Linked DNA regions of Mus musculus: region 1 is linked to region 2. A link is a contact called in ENCODE POLR2A ChIA-PET data. All regions are on one chromosome and are shown on one strand. Each heading gives the region's core, a stretch centred on a gene start or an enhancer-like site at or near the end of the contact. The rest is flanking DNA. Distances are from core to core; before and after follow the strand shown.

The links. ChIA-PET counts read pairs that join two places held with the same protein, here RNA polymerase II (POLR2A).
Region 1: POLR2A ChIA-PET joins it to region 2 with 10 read pairs in Patski. The contact joins the promoter of Tmub2 here to the promoter of Mpp2 in region 2. POLR2A ChIA-PET finds 5 or more read pairs at or near these places in 3 of 5 experiments (Patski and embryonic stem cell).

The regions. Positions count from the first base shown.
Region 1 is chr11:102,283,701-102,286,400 of GRCm38, reverse strand. Tmub2 (transmembrane and ubiquitin-like domain containing 2) reads right to left here and starts at 1,450. Exons shown (of 4, transcript NM_028076.4): 1 at 1,313-1,450; 2 at 683-737. The coding sequence starts at 717.
Region 2 is chr11:102,087,226-102,090,045 of GRCm38, reverse strand. Mpp2 (membrane protein, palmitoylated 2 (MAGUK p55 subfamily member 2)) reads left to right here and starts at 1,531. Exons shown (of 13, transcript NM_016695.4): 1 at 1,531-1,626.

The DNA of each region.
Region 1 (2,700 bases), core at 201-2,700, 200 kb before region 2:
TGCAAAACCGCTGTTCTACATGCCCTGGTTATCCCAGAACTTGGGAAATAAAGGAACTAAGGATACAAGGTTCAAGACAAGTCTCCACTACTTAGCAAGTTCAAGGCTGCCTAAGGCTACACGAGACAGCTTCAAGAAAACCATTGCCCAAGTAGAAATTATTTGGAAATACTTCCCAACGGTTCCCACTATCCTTCTTTCAATCTGTCTTGTGCTATGAAGGTTTTCCCTCTCTGCGGCTTCTGAGAAAGCATTGGAGGCTCTCTGCATATTCCTCGGAGTACCGTCTCTTTTCCTTGGAGAATCTACGTTCACAGCTGTCTCTGGGCAAATCCATCTGGTGATTATCATCATCAGACTACTCTCACAGCACCCACAAAACATCATTACACTCATAACCTGTCCATTTCTTCATTGACTCCTGGAAGATAAGAACCGAGGGTAGTTCTCTTTGTTTGAAGCTCTTAATGCAATGTCACAGTAGCTGCTCAAGGAATATTTGTAGAACACACCAACACTCTCAGAAGCGTTTCCACAGCCTTATTTACACAGATTGGCCCTGGAGTCAGGGAAGCGATTCTGGGTCACTGTCTAGCCCCTCTTCTAGCTATGCAATGTCCAGCAACGTTCTCAAAGCCTCAGCTTTCTCAACAGTAAAGTGGGGTTTAAAATGGTTACCTACCTCATAAGGTTGTTTTGAAGAAGACGTGAAATCATCGAAGCAAAAATAATTAACACTGTTCAATAAACAAATGATAGCAATTACGTCTCACTCCCATAACTAACCCCTGTTGGTCAGGTTAGTGTCAGGAACCGTGATGTACACAAAAGGAAACTGTGGCAAAGACAGATGGAAGCGGAGGACACAAGGAACTGCCGCGGGCAGGGGCCAGATAGGGGACCTGCATCTGTCTGACCAAGGCCTCGGCTTTCTCCTCAGCCTGTGGACGATCCTGACCGCACTGTGGGGAGTCGTCCCCGACCGTGCTTTTTTCTGGGGTGAAGGTTCTGCGTCTGAAAGGTCCTATTCCCTTGGCAGTGGAGTCCATCAGCACCCCCCACCCCACCCCCGAGCCGAGGAGCTTCCGGGTTTCGGTCGCAGTGCCCAAGCCCGACTCTCCGGGACAGTGATGGTTTAGGGTCAGGTGAAGAAGCGAGGGTCGGGAGGTAGGGGGGTCACAAACCATCCACACCCCTCAAACTTCGGGGCGGGGCAGAGGAGAGGGGGCGGAGCTTGAGGACGCGAGGAGTCATGGGAGATTAAAGGGGGTTTGGATGGTTACTGTGCCTCGATGGGGAAGGAAAGCCTCACCTGACAAAGCCAGGATAAATGTTTTGACTTCGCCAGGACAGTCTTTGTAGTTCTCTTTCCGTAGGGGTCAGGGGAGGGGCTGGCAACTCAGGATTCTGTCCAGGGTCCGATCTCTTCCGGCTTTTCTCGGAAGCTGTTAACATCCAGGACAGGAAGTCCCGCCTCCCCGCCTTGTACTGATGACGCAAAGCTACGTAAGGCGGACTGACGTAAACGTAATCTTTAAATAAAAGGGCCAGGTTGCGCCGCGGCAGAAGGGGAGGAGTCATTGTTGGCGGGATTTCGGACCTCCGGCAGTAAGACCACGCCCATTAGGCGTGGCCTCGGACCTCCTGGAGGTCGGAGGCGGGGCCAAAAGAGAAGAGGCGGGGGAAGGTGTTTGTGGGGGGCGTGGTTTCATGCTTAGACGATTGCCCTGGCAAGCTCTCCTGGTCCACCCGCCGCTAGGTTTCCTTCTTTCCCGCCTGGTTTTTCCTTCCGGTTTGGTTCTCTAGCTCCAGAGCTAATGAGATTCATTACTGCTTCGCCAATGCACACCAGGCTCCAAGGTTGGGAGCGGTAAAGTCTGCTATTTTTGACTTCTAAGACAGTTGTTCCTCGAGGAGATGGGCAAGAATACAAATTAAAGTCTTAAGTACTTGAAGATTTCTACCTCGTATAGCTTTAATAAATGAAGCGGGAAGGCATTTTAAAGAGATACAAATACAGTGCCCTCAGCCGGGCAGTGGTGGCACACGCATTTAATCCCAGCACTTGGGAGGCAGAGGCAGGCTGATTTCTGAGTTCGAGGCCAGCCGGGTCTACAAGTAGTGAGTTCCAGGACAGCCAGGGCTATACAGAGAAACCCTGTCTCGAAAAACAAACAAACAAACAAAAAACAAATAGAGTGCCTTCTTAAGAAAGGATTTTTTTTCTTTTACTTGTTTCTATGTGTATGCCGCGTGTGTGGGTACTTGCAGAGCCCAGAAGAGGGCATTGGATCTCCATGAGCTAGGGTTACAAGAGGTTGTAAATCGCCAGTCTTGAGTGCTGGGGAGAGAACTCAGGTCTTCTGGCAAGAAGAACAAGTGCTCTTAACCATTGAACCATCTCTCCAAGTCTATCACCCTGGATTAGTTTTTCCTTTTTTTTTTTTTTTTTTTGGTTTTGTTTGATTGTTGATTCACTATGTAGAAGAGCAAGCAGCCTTTCTCAACCTTTGAGTCTAACGACTCATTCAGAGGTCGCATATCGGATTTTATATTAGTATTCATAAGAGTAGCAAAATTACAGTTGTGAAGTAGCACCAAAAATAACTTTACAGAGAACCAGTGTAGTGGATGATCTTTCCCATCTGGGCACCACCATGAGATTAACCCAGTGTTTTGATGGTCTTGGTCACTTTAAGA
Region 2 (2,820 bases), core at 282-2,781:
ATAAATGTTTCCATCCACTAATCTCACAGGACTATTGCAGGAAACTATCAATCAAATGTAAGGTGTGTGTGTGCATAGGTGGGGGGTCAGACTGTAAGAATAGTGAGTTGGAATACACTAGGTGGATTAGAACTTGAATCCCACTGTGTCCTTGGGATCCTGGATGCAGTAAGTTTGCTGTGAATTGCTATGGGGGGTAATATTTGAGAAGTTTTGGGAGGAATCAAGATTTCTCTCCCCCACCCAACTAAGTGCAAACAGATTCTCTAAGCAGAGGTGAGTGGGTAAGATCCAAGGGAGTCTCCGAGGAAGGAGACCTCTTGTCCTGAGTTTAATTAGGAAGATCTAGTTTGGAAGCCTTTTTCCTCAGACAGAAGCCTGTAGTTCCAACCACCACCATCTGGGGTCGCTACAAAACTTTCTCTTCTCTAAGGAATAAGAGACGTGGGCTACTTAACAGCCTTTAGCATTTTGACCCATCGCTGGCTTTTCCCTACACCAATTCCCAACTGCTTCCCTTTGCTAACAGGGTCGGCTGGGACCACATCTAGACATGAATCCTCAAGTCAATTCATTTTCGAGATTTCCAAGCAAGTTTCCAGGATCTTAGAAGCTCAGTTATAAGAGGAAGATATAAACGCCCCGCTCCCCACCGAGCGCCTATTCCATAGGGTAGCGGAGGGGTTAGGGGGCACCCAAGTCAGGGAAGGCCCCGGCTTGCACAGACTGAATGAAGGCTGTTTTCCACTTGGGGCCACCAATAGTCTGAGGCTGTGCAGTATCTTTTACTAGCAGGTCTGGGAGGAGCCAGAGGCTGAGCAAGGCGGGCTAGCGGGCTTAACCCTTTGCTTTCTTCGTTTTGCTGCCTGAAATAGAATCTAGGGCCTCTCCTGCACGTTCAACCCACCAATGGAGCCGGACGCCGTCACTACTTATTTGTTGAAACGGGATTTAGGAGGGAGAGACTGTTTCTTCTGCTCTTGTGCCTTAAACAGAGGCAAGGATCAACTTCCCGCGTCAAGGCTAAAATTAGGATCTTGGTCCCTTTCATGAAAAAACACAGTCCCACTCTCTTAAATTTTCTGTTTTTCTTCAAATTTTCTTAGAAGCAGGCATGTGCCGTATGACTATAACGCCACCCCCAGGCTTATCCCCTACCAGAGTTAGTGTCCTGATGTCCCCTTGCTTTTCCAAAACTGTGTTAGGAAAGGACAGACGAAGCGTTCAGGGGACTGGTACGCTGGACTAAGCGGTCCCGTTAAGGGGGGTGATCCCATCGCGCTCAGTTTCCCCCCCTTTCTTTTATTAAACATCATCGCCCTTTTAAAGAATTCCTACGCGCCAAGTAACACACGTTGGTCCTGCTCAGAGTTGGGGGTCGTGGGCTTTGCGGTGCCTGTTAACCACCACTTCCCCGCCCACCCGCCTGCTCCTGGGAGATTACTTTACAGTGGACCGTAGGTTGCCGCGTCCCTTCCGTGTCCCAGCCCTCTCCTTTCTGTCTCCGCCCCTTCGCTCCTAGGAGACCTTGCCGCTTTAAGAGCGCGGCTAGCGATTGACAAGCAATAACCGCGGAGCGCCGGGCTGCGCGGAATCGCCCCAAGCTAGGGGCTCCCCAAAACGCAGGTAGGTATTCCTAGGCCCCTGGGCCAGCACCCACCTCAGAACCCTTGCCTCCTTTTCGACCTATCACCTACACTTGGGGATCCTATTCTCCAGGTCCAAACTCCTGGGCCCCTTCCCCAAGTCGCCCCACTCCCTCTCCAGCTGCAGCACTGGGCTCTCTGTGTGTGATGCCGGTAGGGAGAACCGAACCCCTCATCCCAGGGATGCTGGTTCCCATGCCAGCGATGAGGGCTCCAGAGGGACACCGGACACAGAGACGCTGAGCTGAGAGGAGCACAGGTATTTGCGCGGCCTCTCCAGGGTCTGTGTTGGGTTGGGGGGGGGGGGGGACTTCGGATCCCGGCATTACGTAAGAGCCGTGCTACTGGCGTTTCCGGCCCTGGGGGAGCTAGACTAAGATTGTACTGGGTCCCTTGGCACCCTGCACCCCAAGAGACCAACACCTCAGTCATTCCTGAGAGAGGGTTCTGGAGAGGGGCGGTCTGCTAACCTAGAGTGCCAGGCCAGGTCCAGGAGGTTGCAGGGTTTTGGAGCCAGGGTTTAAGGTATGGGGATTCCAGAGGGAATCAGCACCAGAAGCAAGGAGCCAGGGTCAGAAAGTTAGGTCAACTAAGGGGTAGTGGGGAATGAAGACCTGGGGGACGTGGGGGGGGGCAGTCATTCAGTGACCTCATCCCCTAGTCCCGGCGGGCACGCAAGCAAAGAACCTTCTTTGATGGCTCGCAACACGCCCCCTCCTTCCTAGGTCCTAGCGCCCGGCGGGTTAGGGCTGAATTGAAGGGGCGGGGGCAATCTGATTGTGAGTGCGGGCACGTCCGCCGGCTCCCTAGACCCCATCCTCCAGTCCTCAGTTATCTACAGTTCTCCCCATAACCGTGTCCGGCTCCAAAGTGCCTTTGTCAGGCGTTCGTCTTTCGCACCTCTCTGAGTCTGCACCGATGGAGCGGGGGTGGGTGGGAGGATGGAGGAAATCTCTCTCTTTGAAGCTGGCGGGCTTCACCTACACACCCGGGGGACGGGGGTTGGATAGCTTGGTGGCGGATGTGCGTGTGGAGGTGGGAGTGGGAGGGCCTTAGGTTTAGGCTTTTGGGCGCCGTGATGCTGGTTTCGTGATGACTGGGCCCGGGGACCTTGGCACGGAACCAGGCTAGCTTGCCTGGCACTGCCGTTCTCCTGTGGGCACGGGCGGCCCCG